Regions from separate parts of the Mus musculus genome. Here region 2 is linked to region 1. The links are chromatin loops, found by intact Hi-C in ENCODE. Cell type or tissue: gastrocnemius. All regions are shown on one strand. Links, peaks and the distances in the headings refer to the core of each region. The heading gives the core; the rest is flanking DNA. Region 1 overlaps Gm39469. Region 2 has its middle 15 kb from the start of Ccr5.

Region 1 (8,340 bases), core at 256-8,255:
ATTCAACCATTTTGGGTACCTGGTCTTTTTCGTCTGTTGTGTACCTTCCTGGCCTCTTAGTCTGGCTCCCCCTTCTCCCTTTCACCCTTTCTTCAGAAGGCTCACGGTCAGGTCTATTCTGGACTCTCCCAGATGCCCCTGCCCTGGCTATGCTCTCCCTTTTATCGATAATAAACATTCTACTCCACCATACCTAGGAGCAGCCATGTCCTTTCCTTTTTTTGTTTCTTTTTTTTCATTCACCTCCCATTTACTGTTCCTTGATTTCAACTTCATAGCCACCTTTTGCTTCAGTTGTTGTTTCTGTTTGAGTGTGACTGGAATTTGGCTGTAGGACTTCTGAGCTGTGAAGCAAAGGGATGACTGCACTGAACATTGAATGTGTGATGGAATGCACATCCAAAGGACCTTGGAGGATGAACAGGTACCCTGGGAGAGTGAAAGACTCTACTAAAACCCAAATTTACCATATTTGGGCCCTGTCTGCCCCTAGGCTGAAAGAGCAGAACCAGGAAGGCCTGTGCTGTCCGAATCATTTAATCTCTAATCTACCAATAAGGCAGCTGCTACTGTCCTGAGGCCCAGCTGGGTGGTCAAAGCTAATGAGGGGCTCTGGGCAAGCTAGCAATCAGGAGGAGCACCAGTGGGAGTTAGCTCCATATTCTTCTCTGATACAGTTCATCAGAGAGCTGTGAGAGAGGCCACAAGCCATGCCATGATGATTGCGGCAGCCACTGGGAAGAGCAGGTCAACTAATCTATCAGTGCCCAATCTGATTGGACTTGAATGGACTGTGAACCAGAGTGTGGTTCTATTAGTATATGTGGTGACCCAGACAGAGGGTCTTAGCCTCTGAGCCTGCCTGAGTATGGAATCCCTGGGGGAGCAAAGGAGAGGAGGCCCTACAGTTCTTGCCATAGTGTTGCTTATAATATCACTGCTCAGTGTGCAAACACAAGCCTTGCTTTTGGTGTGCAGTGCAAAGATAGGTTTCAAAACTGAAGGTCTGTTTTCTAAAAGTTCTGAACATTGCATTGCAAATTCAGTTTTCTATGATAGAGTTTACAAATAGTTTAGAAACTGGAAGAGAGGAAGTGATGATCATCCTTCACTATCACCAGTCACAATGGCGTGATTCATGGAAATTCAGTTCCAGGGTTCTAAAGGAGTTCCTAAGATGCAGAGGTGTATCAAGTGTGCAGGTAGGTAGTGCAGATTCGACATCATGTGCCATAATCCATGTGGCAGGAAGCATACATTAAATTAATTCTTCAACATTGAATTGTGTTTGAGCTCAGTGGGGCAGGGTTTGAGTGAGATCACAAGGAGACATGGGGCGCTGCTGAGCCAAAGCCCACCTTTCTGATCACCTCCATGCAGAGAGACCTGTAGAGCATAGGGCCTCACATGGGGTCAATAGTGGCTGGAGGGTCAGAAATTTTAACAGTTTTAGGGGTCACTTTGAGTTATTTTGTGGGAGTTGTAAAGTCTGTGTTTATTTAATTTGTTTACACATTCAATCATAGATAATATTGGTCAAGTTTACATTTTTCCTGCCTGAGTTTCCTTGGATCTTTCGAGTAAAACTTGCCTATAATTTGGGGCTTATGTTCTTGGCTTTTTTTCTGCATCCCCTTACTGTTTCACAAATATTGTAAACTTTTTGGTTGTTGTAGTTCTGTGATAAGTATGGATGGAATTCACATTGTGCCAAAATGTGAACTATTCTTCATAATCCTATTGACAAATCTGAGGGATTTTTCACATGGTAAATAGCTCTGGAATCTGATTTCATGTTATATATTTTTAGGAGTTTTCTTTAGATTGTTTTGAATCTACATTGCAAATTTAACATGCCCAACATCCTTTTTTCTTTTTTTTTTTTAAACATCTCTTTAATGGTGTTGTTTAGAGTTATATAAATGGGTAAAGATATTCTACATAAGTATTCATTTAGCAAACTATACTAAGTGTCTGAAGCTGAAAATGATGGGAATAATGTACAAATCTATAGAAAGGGGACTTTAGTGACACAGAATACATTGTTAGGGTCACATAAACAATATCTTACTAAGTATGACTTAATTCAGAAAACAAAAAGAGTAAAACTAAAACATGGTTCAGAATTGAACATTGAATCTGGATGTGACATGGGATTGTGTATTAGCAATAAACTCTGATAGCAGTAGATTGAGATTTTCCACAGATACCAGCCAAAATTAGTTAAAACCATGTTATGTTATATTTGATGTAAAATTGCACATATTTAATATATGTGTTCTGATACATTTTAATATAATAACTATACCCAAGGAACCCCACTGTACCAAGTTCTCAAGAAAATGACAGAATTGCCATGGAACCTAGCAATCTTAATCAGTGTGTTTTCCATGCACTTAAAATTAGTTTTAAGAAGTACCAGAATTCTCATGTTCATTGCAATTGTATTCATGGTGGTCTAACTATGAGAATAACTCAATGTTCATTTGTTGAAGACAAGCTGGGTGCCTCAAGGGGACATTGTGCTAAAGGAAAGAAGACAATAGCAGTGGTTAAAGGATTATGCACTTGTAAAGACTCTCACAGTCTGTGTTGCATTTGGTCATAAAACAGCATGTAATTGCAGCTTAAGCAGTGTCAACCCACTTCTTTCTCCCATCTCATTTTGAACTTTAGTGCACTCTTATAGTCAGTTGGATATGAGAGCTGCAGCCATCTTATCTACATTACAGGTAGCCATAGAAAATAAGGGGCAGAAAGCACAGAATCTAGCTGAAGCAATCTTCTCCAAAGGGTTTGTCTAATGTTCTTTTAGAACATTATGTGGAGAAGAGAAATGAAATATCAAGCTTTTTGTAGCAAGAGTTATGATAGAGATGAGAGGCAAACAGTTATACACTAAAAATGCAGAAAATGTCTTTATTTGGATGTTATGAGAGTTTTCCGCCATTAGTCATACTGCATGAAAAAGTAAAAACTCACTGACCATTTTGTTTGATTTTAAATACTGACGATAAATTCCAGTTGAACAAACATAGTTTGTAATAGTTTTAGATAACAGACTTACCTCTTTGTTTTCTCTGGGTTAAATAACTTATATGGTAACACTTTCATTTTTGCTTTGGAGAATGTGTTTAAACATTTAACATTTTTTATACATCAGTTTACTTGTGCTTAATGTATAATATAATCAATGTAGCAATTTTGTATAACATCACATATTTATTTCTACTATTTGAATAGTTATTAAAACATTAGTTTTTCTTAGAAACAACCAAGAGTATTCCTTTGGAAGGAAATGAGCAAAAATCTCTGTAATTCCACATTCCAAACTAGTGAAAGCTAACATAAGCTTTTGTTTCCTGAATGGTATATATTTCACATTGCTGAGAGCAAAACTTCTGATTTCACAAATATATACTGGACCCAAGGTGAGCTTGTAATGAGCTTGTATTGCAGGTTATTTGATCACATTGTGAACCCCCAGACTGTCTAATATACTTAAAAAAAAAAAAAAAGCTGTTTCTAATTGTGGTGTGGCTCAGCCCTTAGTACACAACTTTGCTACCAAACGATGAAGGTAAAGTTAGTTTTAGAGGTAAGCACTCGTGTTTGAAAGTGACGTCTTATTGACAAAATGATGAGTCAGAGAAAGATCTGACAGAATATGAAAAATCCAACTCTCAAGAAAAGACAGAGGAATAAGAGAAAGCATCACAGAGGGTGAGAGGAGAAGGCAGTTTTACCAAAAGAGTTTTATGGAGACCGGTTAAAGAGAGAACAAGCTAGACAGAGGTGAAGAGAGGACAAGCCAGAGAATGAGGAGCCAGAAAATAAGAATAGACTGCTAGAGTTCTTTTGAGGCTGAGTACAACAATTCAGTCAGAAGTGAAAGAAACTAGTTTGAATCAGCTAGCATGAAGAGATTTTGAGCCAGAACAGCTGAGTTGACCAGCCAGCTAGAGTTCAGAAATAAAAAGAAACGGTGAGTTTATTCAGCAGTTAAGTAAGTCATTCTAGACCTAGATAAGATTGTACCCAGGCTAGAAACTTTCAGGACTAGGTCTAGGTTATCAGAATGAGGAAGTAAGCCTCCAAGATGATGTTTTCACCCTCCTGTGTAATGATCACCGTCTACAAAAACAGAATGAGTACTGTATCTGTCACTGTCATACTGTCCCTGTCTTCACTATTTCCCTTTTCTTTGTTCATTATTGCTTCCCTTCTTCTTTGCATTTTCATTTAAGCAATGTTGAATTAAGGGTTTTTGTTTTGGTTTGGTTTGGCTTGGTTTGGTTTGGTTTGGTTTTTGTTTTTTTGAGACAGGGTTTCTCTATATAGCCCTGGCTGTCCTGGAACTCACTCTGTAGACCAGGCTGTCCTCCTACTCAGAAATCCACCTGCCTCTGCCTCCTGAGTGCTGGGATTAAAGGCGTGCGCCACCATGCCCGGCTTGAATCAAGTTTTTAATTGAAGATAGATTCTTCTCTCATACAATATATCCTGACCACTGTTTCCCCTACCTACACTCTCCTAGCTACCCCCACCATTTCCTATCCTCTTCTCCCTAAGATCCAACCCCCCATCCCCATTTCCTCTTCAGAAAGGAGCAGATATCCAAAAGAGAACAGTCAAACATAACAACACAAGATAGAAAAAGACAAGGTGAAAGTCTTCACATTGAGGTTGAACAAGGCAACGTGATAGGAGGAAAAGTGTCTCATGATCAAGCAAAAGAATCAGGGTTACACCTTCTCCCACTGTTAGGAGTCCCACAAAAACACCAAGCTAACAGCTATAACATATTAGCAGAGCACCTGGCACAGATCCATGCTGGCTCCATGATTGCCATTTATGTCTCTGTAAGGGTCCTAGAAATCCAGGCAGTGTTAGGCATGGGTTCCCTTTCATGTCAAGTGCCTCATGTTAAACCAGACACTACCAGTAAAGTGATATTGAAAAGAAAAAAGAAAAAAAAGATGCAAAATTTAAGGTCATGGATTCTTCCTCTGTGATTTCAGTTCTGCACTGTTCCAGCCATCTATGTTTGACAGACTTAGAGCCTGAGTGAGGAAAGTTACTGTGAGAGTACATTGCAGAAACCTGTGAGGATGAAACCTGAGTTGCATTTTGAGACCACAAGATGTTGAGATACCTAAGCTATGAGACACCTGCCACGGAGAGGTGTATACAGGGAATGGAAAAAAACTATCCAAGAGGTGCATGAGAGGTTGCAGGGATGAGACAATCTAAGCCTTTTAAAACTGAGGCCCGATGTGTCTGAGGCAGGTCTGCAGGATTTGTTGTTTGCCCTACTGTGTTTCTGGCTTTAGTCCAGTCTTTCCTCATTATGTACACATTCCTCTATATTGGAATGGGAAGGGATATTCTGTTCTGTTATATGTTGGAAAGATATAGCTTGATTTCTGATTTTATAAGATGGGACAATCAAGAGATTGTCTTAAGTGTCAGAAGAGACTTTGGACATTCAAAGAGTGTATGGGCTGCTGCAGACTATTAGGATCATTGAAGCTAAACTGAATGCATTTTCATCATGGATGACCATGAGCCTATAGTGGCCAGGGTCAGAATGTAGTTGATTGAATCAGAAAAGCTCCCAGACAGGGTGATATTTTTGAACACTTATCTCTTCTTTTTGGCTTTCTTTGGGGGTCTTATAATGTTAGGGTACAAGAATCATTGAAGGAAGACCTCAGACTCAAGTAGCATGCAAAAACAAAGATCATTTTATTCTGCAGAATTCTAGCATGCAGGGGTCTACTATTCAATAGGATGGAGACAGACATGTAAATTTTGCAAGCTCAATTTAAAGCCAATTAGGGGAATACCAGGGAGGAGTAGTTGACCTTTATCCTGATTGGTTGGCTCAATTTCCAGGGGTATGGGTGGCTTTGGGATTGGTCAGTGTTCTGGGGGAATTTTGGGAACTTTCCAGAACCATTATTCATTAACTATTCTTGGCTCAGTCTTGGCTCAGGCCTGGTGGCAGGTGCAACTCTTGGCAGCTTCTGATTGGCTGCCTGTGAGGGGTGGTTTTCCTGGAATTGACTATTTTGGACTTTTCCAGTTCTGGGAAACAGAAACTTAGGCCTAGTCTCCCAAACTGCCAGTGTGCAGCCTGTCATGGAGTCAGCCTGGCTCTGGCTGACTCAGTTCTCTCAATAGAAGCTTTTGTAGGAGGAACCTTTCTAGATTCCTTATTGGGGTTGAGATTTAAGTGTCTATAGACTCAACCCATTTCGTGTGTGTGTGTGTGTGTGTGTGTGTGTGTGTGTGTGTGTCTACTGTGTTATGGTGGAACCTGATCACTCAGTTCCTTCTCATATTGTCTTGCCTTTACCATTATAGACTCTACCTGTAAATCACATAAAACACAGTTGAAATAATTATTCAGTGCTAAACCTGGTGTTTTTAAATTTTTAATTTTGTTGGTTATGTTTCTGTTTTTGTTTTTGAAGACAAAGTTTTTTTTTTTTTTTCTCACCCTGACTATCCTGAAAATAGGTGTATAGAGTATGTGGGCCTCAAACTTAAAGGTCCTCCTGACTCTAGCTCCAGAGTGCTGGAATTAAATGTTGACCAGCATGCCTGGCTTGTTTGTTTGTTTTTATATTATTTGCTGATGGACTTGTAATGTAGGTTTTTGTAAGTGCAAACCATACGCTGCTGTATTTATTTTCATCCATGTTGTGAACTTTGAAATTTGGCAGAGAGAATATTCTATTTCTCAGGATGGCATATATTCATGACATTAATACTGCCTGAGGTTTACTGTCTGAGGTTTCTGAGACATTGGATTTTAGGTGATAACACTCTTCCTTTTTGTTGTGTTTGTTTTGACTTTTTAATGAATATGGGTATTTTGTCTGTGTGCACGAATATCCACTTAATGTAATGCCTGGTCCCCATAGTAGTCAGAAGATAGCTTCAGAATTCCTGCCCTTGGAGTAATGGATAGTTGTGAATCCCCCTTGTAAGTACTGGCAATTGAGCTCAATTATTTGCAATACCATCAAGAGCTCTTCACTGCTGAGCCATCTATCCTGTCCTATGTTGCTTGTTTAGGACCAACATTTACATTGCCAATATTTTCATCTGTCTGTTTGTGTCTGTTTAAAGATGCATCCCCTTTTAGTAAGATCTCATTACGATTAATAGTTTAAATTTGGGCACTTCAGTATTCTGAGAGATGAATATAGAACTGGAGTGAATGTATCATTCTTTGTAGGAACTCCAGTAAAAACCTCTGAGTTCTTTCTCTCTTTCTTGTTTGTTTGATTGATTTTTACAGGAGAGACAGGGTCTTAATATATACCTCTGGCTGTTCTGGATAGACCAGGCTGGCATCCAACTCAATGAGATATACCTGCCACTGCTTCCTGAATGCTGGGAGCCAATATGCTCATCTTGCCCATCATTTTTTTTTTTTTGTATGTAGTAATTTTCATACAATTTCTCTGATGTGTGTAGTACTGTTTGCTTCTCTCCCCCCCCCTCCCTCCCTCTCTCTCTCTCTCTCTCTCTCTCTCTCTCTCACACACCCACACACACACACACACACACACACACACCCCAATGTTAGCATTTCTGTTGTAAGTTTATATCCTATTCAAAGAGCAAAGAAATGACAGAGATGAATCTTATTATTCAGTTTCTTTCTAAGATGACTTCTAGGTCAAGAATTAAGTCGGAGAAGCACCAAAATTATACATATATATTGTCAATGAAGCTTATGTTTACAGTCATGTTGTTATTATGGTTTCTGTTATACACATGTATGGGATATTTTAGGATGCAGTAACCTATGATGATGTGCATGTGAATTTCACTCAAGAAGAATGGGCTTTGCTGGATCCTTCACAGAAGAGTCTCTACAAAGAGGTGATGCTGGAGACCTACAAGAACCTCACTGCTATAGGTAAGATAGTGGATTTTCCTTCACTTTTTAAAATAATGGAAAAACTGTTACTAATGCTTTTCTGCAATTTCAGTTGAGAATGAGAAAGAATTAAGTGAATAAATCAGGTACAGTAAAGATAGTAACTTAAATTTTGCCTAATTTCCAATAATATATCATATATTTTCTTAAAATATATTTTAGGCTACAACTGGGAAGATCATAATATTGAAGAACATTGTCAAAGTTCCAGAAGACATGGAAGGTAATTTTCATGTGCAAGTTGGTATGGATATGCCTCTGAAGGAATGTTAATGTGTCCTTAAATTTTTAAAGAAAAGCAACAATATAAAAAAAAAAACACTTCTTTAAGTGTATGGCTTATTAAATTCTCACAAATCCATGTACCTCAATGTCAGGTG
Region 2 (8,340 bases), core at 61-8,060, 140 kb after region 1:
TTTGGGGAGATGTTCCCCCATGTACTGCAATCTCCAGTGCACAAGGAGGAATAATTACACTGAAACTCAATTTAAACTACATGCCATTTCTTCCAAAAAGATGGTTTCTTGAAACAGGCTACATGTCTCAATCATACAGAGAGTGTAGAGGTTATTTGGGCTATTAGCTACCTCTGTTCCTGGTCATGGGGGCTTGATATTGCCTAGCTCTATTATCACCAGGCTATTATCACTTCTAATTCCCCATCTTCTGGATGAAAAAAAAAACATGTTATACATTCTTTCTGTAGAGGAATTTTAATCCAGCAACATGGATGCTTTGGCAAGGGATCACATCCCAAGACCTTCCTTTTAGAGCTGTGTGATCTGACTGGAATGAAGACATGTCACACACCTTTAATCTCCCTGTCTGGAATACAGACATGACCTTAGTACATACCTTTAATTCCAAACAGTGAAAGTAAGGTTAGTTTATAAAAGGAGGCTGCAGTGTTTGAAAGGGGTGTCTAATTGAGGGGCAGACAAAGTGACAAATCAGAAAAAGATTTGACAGAATGAATTAAAGATAGGATACACTCAACTCTCATGAGAACAGACAGGAAGGAGAGGCCACTTAAGAGAGTAGCATAAGACAGAGACAGAGAGAGAGAGAGAGAGAGAGAGAGAGAGAGAGAGAGAGAGAGAGGAGGCAGTTTCACTGGGATAGTTTTACAGAGACATGTTGCAGGTGGAGACAGAATTATCCAGAGAATGAGAAGAAGCCAGAAGATTAGGACAGATTGCTAGCATTAATTTGAGGCCAAGCAGAGCAATTCAGTCAGAAACGGAGAGAAGCCAGCTTGAAACAGTCACTTGAAGATGAGTTTTGAGCCAGAACTGCTGAACTAAACCAGACAGCCAGAGTTCAGAAAGAACTAGAAAGAGTGAACTTATTCAACAGAAAGCCTCTGAGATTAACATCTAGGTTAATTAACCTAACATTTAGATTAATAAAACTAAACTTTTACACTTTCTTTTGAAAGGACAATCTTGTGTACTTAACATACTTTGTTTTCCCTAGTGGTCTGTGGGCACAAGGACATTTGTTCTCCCAGTGTCCCAATACTTTTCATTCTTAAAGAATCCACTTAACACCCTTCCACCCAGTCCTTTCTGCTAGGGCAGACTTCTAGTTGGTCTGCTCCTGTGAAGACTCCATATCCCGATCCATCATAGAGGACCGGCTGCACTCAGAGCAGTTGATCGCCGGCTGCACTCAGGGCAGTTGGACAACAGCTTGACTGCTCCACTGAAGACCCAACAGTCTGAGGCCTCCCAGGAGATCTACTGCAATGAGTGCAACGGATCAGCAGCTTCTCTGCCCCTGTGAAGAGCCCCCAGTTGGAAGGCCCCACCGGTGGTCTGATACAGCCAGAGCCACAGGCCTACCGGGAGACCTGAAGCATCCCAGGGACAAAAGAGGCAGACTCCATACAGTCACCTAGACCAACAAACATCAGGGATATCCAGATGGTGAAAGGCAAGTGCAAGACCATAAGCAACAGAAGCCAAAATATGTGGGCATCATCAGAACCCAGTTTTCCCACCACAGCAAGCTCTGAATATACCAACACACTTAAAAATCAGAAATCTGTCCTAATATCCTATCTCATGAAAATAATAGAATCCTTTACGAAGGATATCAATAATTCATTGAAAGAAATACAGGAAAACACAGGTAAACAGGTGAAGGAATTGAATAAATCGATCCAACACCTAACAATAAGGAAACACAAATGGAGGCAAACCCGGAAATGGAAAACCCAGGAAAGAGGTCAGGAATTATAGTTGCAAGTATTACCAACAGAATACAAAAGATAGAAGAGAGAATCTCAGGTGTAGAAGAGATTAGCACAACTGTCAAAGAAAATTCAAAACATACAAAATTCCCAACTCAAAGCATCCAGGAAATTCAGGACACAATGAAAAGACCAAATCTAAGAATAATCAGAATAGAGGAAAATGAATATTCCCAGCTCAAAGGACCTGAAAATGTCTTCAATAAAATCATAGAAGAAAACTCCAACCTAAAGTAAGAGATGGCAATAAAGGTACAAGAAGCCTATAGAACACTGTCAGGAGTCAGGTTTAGGGATGGAGCTGAGAGCAAGAGAAAGAGAGTGCCAGTGACTTGGAGGATCAGGTTACTCTAGTATTTCTACACAAGTAACAATAAAACAAATAGAAAGCAAAATGGGATCACATTCATTCACACACTCACTTCACTCACCTGCAGTCTGGCATATGTTGTAACCTGACTCAGATGACTGCAGGCACATCCTGCTGTGCTTCAGATCCCTGCTGGAGCTTTGGTCCAGAGTTGGGGTGTCTGGAATCAGAGGGCTGGCTTGGGGATGAGCTGGTCTCATTGGGCTCCAGGATCTGAGCAAGTTGCAATTGCCAGACTGAGGTTTTAAAGTCTCTTTCAGCTCAGGCATTTAGCTTTACTTTATTTGGCATTTGGCCTTATTACCTCCATTCACACACTTCAGACTTGGTTTCCATGGTAACACTTTTGCCAATCAAAATTGAGGCATTCACTTAGTCAGGGCATTTACCTTATCTACCTTATCACATTTCACACATTCCAGGAGATGGAATGTAAAGAACACAGAGGGCATTTTTCCTGAAGCTGGGGAAAATGACAACACAGAGGCCTCCTCGCCACAGCCGTGCTTCCTGCGGTTGCAGATACCAGGCAGTAGAATTAGTGGGCAAGAATGATAAAGAACTCATAACCACTGCCCTGAACCCATGGCAATGCCATGGGCCCAACTGCGGCCCTAGATAACTATGAAAACCAAGAGAGAGAGAGAGAGAGAGAGAGAGAGAGAGAGAGAGAGAGAGAGAGATCCATGAAATAATGTGTGGAACACCCTAGTTGTAATTGGCTGAATTTAACTTAAAAACTCCGGTCTGACATGGCAAAATCGCTCACCTCCCAAAAGCCCGGCAGAGAAACTTCGGGTGGAGAAATAAATCTGCATGGACCCCAGGCAGATGCAGACATCTGATGCTTATAAAGCAAAGCCTGAACTCCACAGCTCAGCTCGAGAGGATCCGAAGCAAGGAACATCAAATCGCACCTTACCTGCGTGCTGCTGCCAGAAGCTAAGGATACGCCTGCCAGACTGGAAAAGATAGTGATAGAGTGTTTGTGTGAACAAATGAATGCGGGCTTGTTTTACCATTTATTTCCTTTTTGCTGTTTATGAATAAATAAAAGTATTAGAACCTTTTGCACCGAGTTTGAGGAATTTGTTTCCACACCAAATAAATGGGACCAGAAAAGAAAATCTTTCAGCACATAATTATCAAAACACTAAACGCACAGAGCAAAGAAAATATTAAAAGCTGCAAGGGAAAAAGGCCAAGTAACATACAAAGGTAGACCTATCAGAATTACACCAGACTTCTCAACAGAGACTATGAAAGCCAGAAGAGCCAGGTCAGAGGTCATGTAGACACTAAGAGAACACAAACACCAGCCCGGGCTACTATACACAAGAAAACTATCAATCAACGTAGATGGAGAAACCAAAATATACCAAGACAAAACCAAATTCAAACAGTATCTACCTACCAACCCTGCCCTACAGAGCATCCTGGAAGGAAAACTCCAACACAAGGAAGAGACCTGCATCAAAGAAAGGACAAGATATTACACATCTCATAAAAAAGTCAAAAGCAGAGAGCCACAAGCACATAAAGCCACCTACAAAAATAAATATTTCAGAAACCAACAACCATCTCTTTTTAATATCTCTCAATATTAATGGATTCAACTCACCTACAAGAAGATATAAACTAATAGACTGGATATGCAAACAAGATTCAGCATTTTGCTACATACAAGAAACACACATCAATAACAAAAACAGGTACTACCTCAGAGTTAAAGGATGGAAAAAGGTTTTCCAAGCAATGGTCCCGGGAAACAAGCAGGAGTTGCCATCCTAATATCCAATAAAATAGACTTTCAACAAAAGTCATCAAGTGTGATGAAGGTGGACACTTCATTTCATCAAGGGGGAAATCCACCAAGAGATAGTCTCAATTCTGAACATCTATGCCCCAAATCCAAGAGCACCCAAATTCATAAAAGAAACTTTACTAAAACTCAAAACACACATTGAACCCCACACAATAATAGTGGGAAATTTCAACACCCCACTCACCAATGGACAGGTCATTAAAACAGAAACTAAACAGAGACATAGTGAAACTAAGAGAGGCTATGAACCAAATGGATTTAACAGATATCTATGGAACATTTCACCCTAAAACAAAAGAATGCACCTTCTCAGCACCTCATGGTACCTTCTCAAAAACGACAATATAATTGATCACAAAACAACCCCCAACAGATACAAGAAGATTGAAATATCACCATGCACCTCATCAGATCACCATGGCCTAAGGCTGGTCTTCAATAACAGCAAAAACTACAGAAAGCCCACATACACGTGGAAACTGAACAACTCTTTACTCAATAACCATCATTCACCATGATCAAGTAAGCATCATCCCAGGAATACAAGGTTGGTTTAATATACAAAAATCCATTAATATAATCCACTATATAAACAAACTCAAAGAAAAAAAAAACTACACGATGCAGAACATGTATTTGACAAAATACAACACCCCTTCATGTTAAAAGTATTGGAGAGATCAGGAATTCAAGGCTCATACCTAAACATAATTAAAGCAATTTACTGCAAACTAACAGCCAATATCAAATTAAATGGAGACATACTTGAAGCAATCCCACTGAAATTGGGCACAAGCCAAGGATGCCCACTCTCCCCATATCTATTCAATATAGTACTTGAAGTGTTAGCTAGAACAATAAGACAACAAAAAGAGATCAAGGAGATACAAATTGGTAAAGAAGAAATAAAGGTATCACTATTTGCATATGATATGAGAGTATACCTAAGCGACCTCAAAAATTCTATCAGAAAACTTCTCCAGCTTATAAACAACTTCAGCAAAGTGGCGGGATATAAATTAACTCAAATAAATCAGTAGCTTTCCTTTATACACAGGATAAACAGGCTGAGAAAGAAATTAGGGAAACAACTCCCTTCACAATAGTCACAAATAATATAAAATATCTTGGGGGTAACTCTAACCAAACAAATGAAAGACCTGTATGACAATAACTTCAAGTCTCTTAAGAAAGAAACCAAAGAAGATTTCAAAAAATGGAAAGACATCCCATGCTCATGGATTCACAGAACTAACAGTAAAAATGGATATCCTACCAAAGGCAATCTATATATTCAAAGCAATCCCCATCAAAATCCCAACACAATTCTTCAAAGACATAGAAAGAACAATTCTTAAATTCAGCTGGAAAGGCAAAAAATCCAGAATAGTGAAACAATTCTTAAAAATAAAAGAACAGCTCGGGGACTCACCATCCCTGACCTCAAGCTTTACTACAGAACAATAGTGATAAAAACTACACGGTATTGGTACAGAGACAGACACGTTGATCAATGGAATAGAAATGAACCCAGAAATAAAACCACACACTTATGGTCACATGATCTTTGACAAAGACTCCAAAAATATACAATGGATAAAAGAAAGCATCTTCAATAAATGTTGCGGGTCTAACTGGCTGTCTGTATGTAGAAGAATGAAAATAGACCCATATTTGTCACCTTCTACAAAGCTCAAGTCCAAGTGGATCAAGGACCTCAACATAAAACCTGAAGGGCCCAAGTGAGGACACTTCAGTCCCACTTGGGAGAGAGAAGAAAGCAATCACAAGTGGGGAGGGAGGGAGGGACCTGGGAGGGAAAGTGGAGGGGAGGGGAGGTGGGGGGAGGGGAACCTGATCTGGTATTGGGTGAGGGAAAAGGACTGAAGGCCTGAGGGCCAGCAGAAAGAATGGAAACAGGCAACCTTAGGAAATAGGAGGTTGGAGGGGGGACCCTCCAGAAGGCACCAGAGACCTGGGAGGTGACAGGCTTTCAGGACTCAAAGGGAGGGATCTTAGATGGAATGCCCAACAGTTTGGAGAGGGAGCTTATAGAACCCACCTCCAGCAGGAAGACAGGACATCAAGTGAGGGATGGGGTTGTCATCCCACAGTCATATCTCTGACCCATAGTTGTTCCTGTCTGAAAGAATTACAGGGATGGAGATGGAGAGGAACCTGAGGAAAAGAAGGTCCAGCAACAGGCCCAAAGTGGGATACAGCTCAAGGGGAGGTCCCAAGGCCTGACACTATTACTGAGGCTATGGAGCACTCACAAAAAGTAACCTAGTATGACTGCCCTCCTAAAGATCCAACAAGCAGCTGAAGGAGTCAGATGCAGATATTTACACCCAACCAATGGACAGAAGCAGCTGACCCTTGTGGTTGAATTAGGTAAGGTTGAAAAAAGTGAAGAAGGGCAATCCTGTAGGAGGACCAACAGTCTCAATTAACCTGGACCCCCAAGATCTCTCAAACACTGGACCATCAAACAGACAGCATACACCAGCAGATATGAGGCCCCTGACACACATACAGTAGAGGACTTCCTGGGTCTGTGTTCATTCAGAGATGATGCACCTAACCCTCAAGAGACTGGAGGCCCCAGGGAATTTAGAGTTCAGGTGGGGTGGGGGGTAGAGACATCCACGTGGAGATGGGGGGCTGGGGAGGAAGTATGGGATGTGGAAGAGTCAGAGGGTGGATGGGGGGAATAAAATATGGAGTGTAAAAAAAAAAGAATCCACTTAGCATTCTGAGGTTGTTTCCATGTTTATACACAATTCCCATCGGATATCCAACTATTTTCTACAGATATACTTTTATTTATACTTTGTGTAAGAGATTTAACCCAATCTTATGCATATACAAACTAAGAATGATTTCTAGTGTCAGATGCCATCTATGAAAGGCTTCAGCAAGTGAGTTTTCTTGAGATGGCCCTATATTTTACAAAGCTGTTGATGGGTGTGTTCTGGGTTGCAGGGTCCTCAGAGACTTCATCCCAGCATTGCTTCTTGCTTCTAATAGTCCTATCTTGCCACTATTACGTAGCCTAATGATTCCTGATCATCAGCCCACTCTGTTGAGCAGATTTCCTGTAGAATCAATCTGACCATGTACTTTCATGTAGAAATTCTGTGTAGATGAGATGATGATTTCAAATTCCTGATAATGATTTTTTTAGAACTCATAAACTGATGCAAGTAATCTCAAGTCCCCTATAGAATCAAAGTTGCAAATAGAGTTCTGTAAACCTTCATGTGTCACAGGCTAATTGCACTAGGAAAAGAAAGCAAGCTTGGAACAAATTTACAAGGAAATTTATCAAGGAAACATTCCTTCTAGGTCGGGAATGAGGCCACTATCTGGTAACTAAAGGTCAAAATCTGGGAATGGTCAATTTATTGTAGATACAAGGACAGAAAATAAATGATGGATTAATCTATATATACAAGACTTCAAAATAATAAGACACAAGGCAGATGATTTGTCTTTTGACAAAACCATACTAACATGACATAAAAATTATTGCTTTAAACTTATAATGAAGTTAAGGAACTAGTAAAATATCATGAATGGTTAGTCAGGAAGTAGTCTTAATGAAAATACATGTAAACAATTCCGCTGTAACTCCTTAAGCCTTGGTGACCTATGACATGAACTTATGCCTTTAAAAAAAAACAACCAAACAAACAAAACGTATATGATCAATTATCCTGAGACTGTATAAAAACTAAGAGCAACTACAATAAAGCAGTCATTTACCCTTCTCTGCTTGATCCAGTATGCATGTATGTCTGCATGTGTGCCTTTCTTTCCTTCTCTCTCTATTTTTTCCTTTCCTTTCCTTTCCTTTCCTTTCCTTTCCTTTCCTTTCCTTTCCTTTCCTTTCCTTTCCTTTCCTTTCCTTTTTCCTTTCCTTTCCTTTTTCCTTTCCTTTTTCCTTTCCTTTTTCCTTTCCTTTTTCCTTTCCTTTTTCCTTTCCTTTTTCCTTTCCTTTTTCCTTCCCTTTTTCCTTCCCTTTTTCCTTCCCTTTTTCCTTTCCTTTTTCCTTTCCTTTTTCCTTTCCTTTTTCCTTTCCTTTTTCCTTTCCTTTTTCCTTCCCTTTTTCCTTCCCTTTTTCCTTTCCTTTTTCCTTTCCTTTTTCCTTTCCTTTTTCCTTTCCTTTTTCCTTTCCTTTTTCCTTTCCTTTTTCCTTTCCTTTTTCCTTTCCTTTTTCCTTTCCTTTTTCCTTTCCTTTTCCTTTCCTTTTTCCTTTCCTTTTTCCTTTCCTTTTTCCTTTCCTTTTTCCTTTCCTTTTTCCT

What was found. A loop is a pair of places that touch in the nucleus more often than their neighbours do. Peaks named below come from ENCODE experiments on the same cell type or tissue, not always from the same donor. Only the 100,000 strongest peaks of a DNase experiment are listed, where the experiment ranks them.
Region 2: a loop joins it to region 1, with 7 times the contacts of the local background. A loop is called at or near these places in 2 of 42 quality-filtered maps.

The regions. Positions count from the first base shown.
Region 1 is chr9:124,270,969-124,279,308 of GRCm38, reverse strand. It overlaps Gm39469, which reads left to right. Exons shown (of 5, transcript XM_011249869.2): 2 at 7,813-7,939; 3 at 8,123-8,183. Among named protein-coding and RNA genes, the nearest start is that of Gm39469, 8.3 kb to the left of the region's middle. In gastrocnemius, for the core only: no CTCF peak of the experiment used is centred there; DNase peaks (open chromatin) are centred at 688, 4,827 and 6,016; H3K27ac peaks cover 614 bases.
Region 2 is chr9:124,132,566-124,140,905 of GRCm38, reverse strand. No RefSeq gene overlaps it. Among named protein-coding and RNA genes, the nearest start is that of Ccr5, 15 kb to the right of the region's middle. In gastrocnemius, for the core only: no CTCF peak of the experiment used is centred there; no DNase peak of the experiment used is centred there.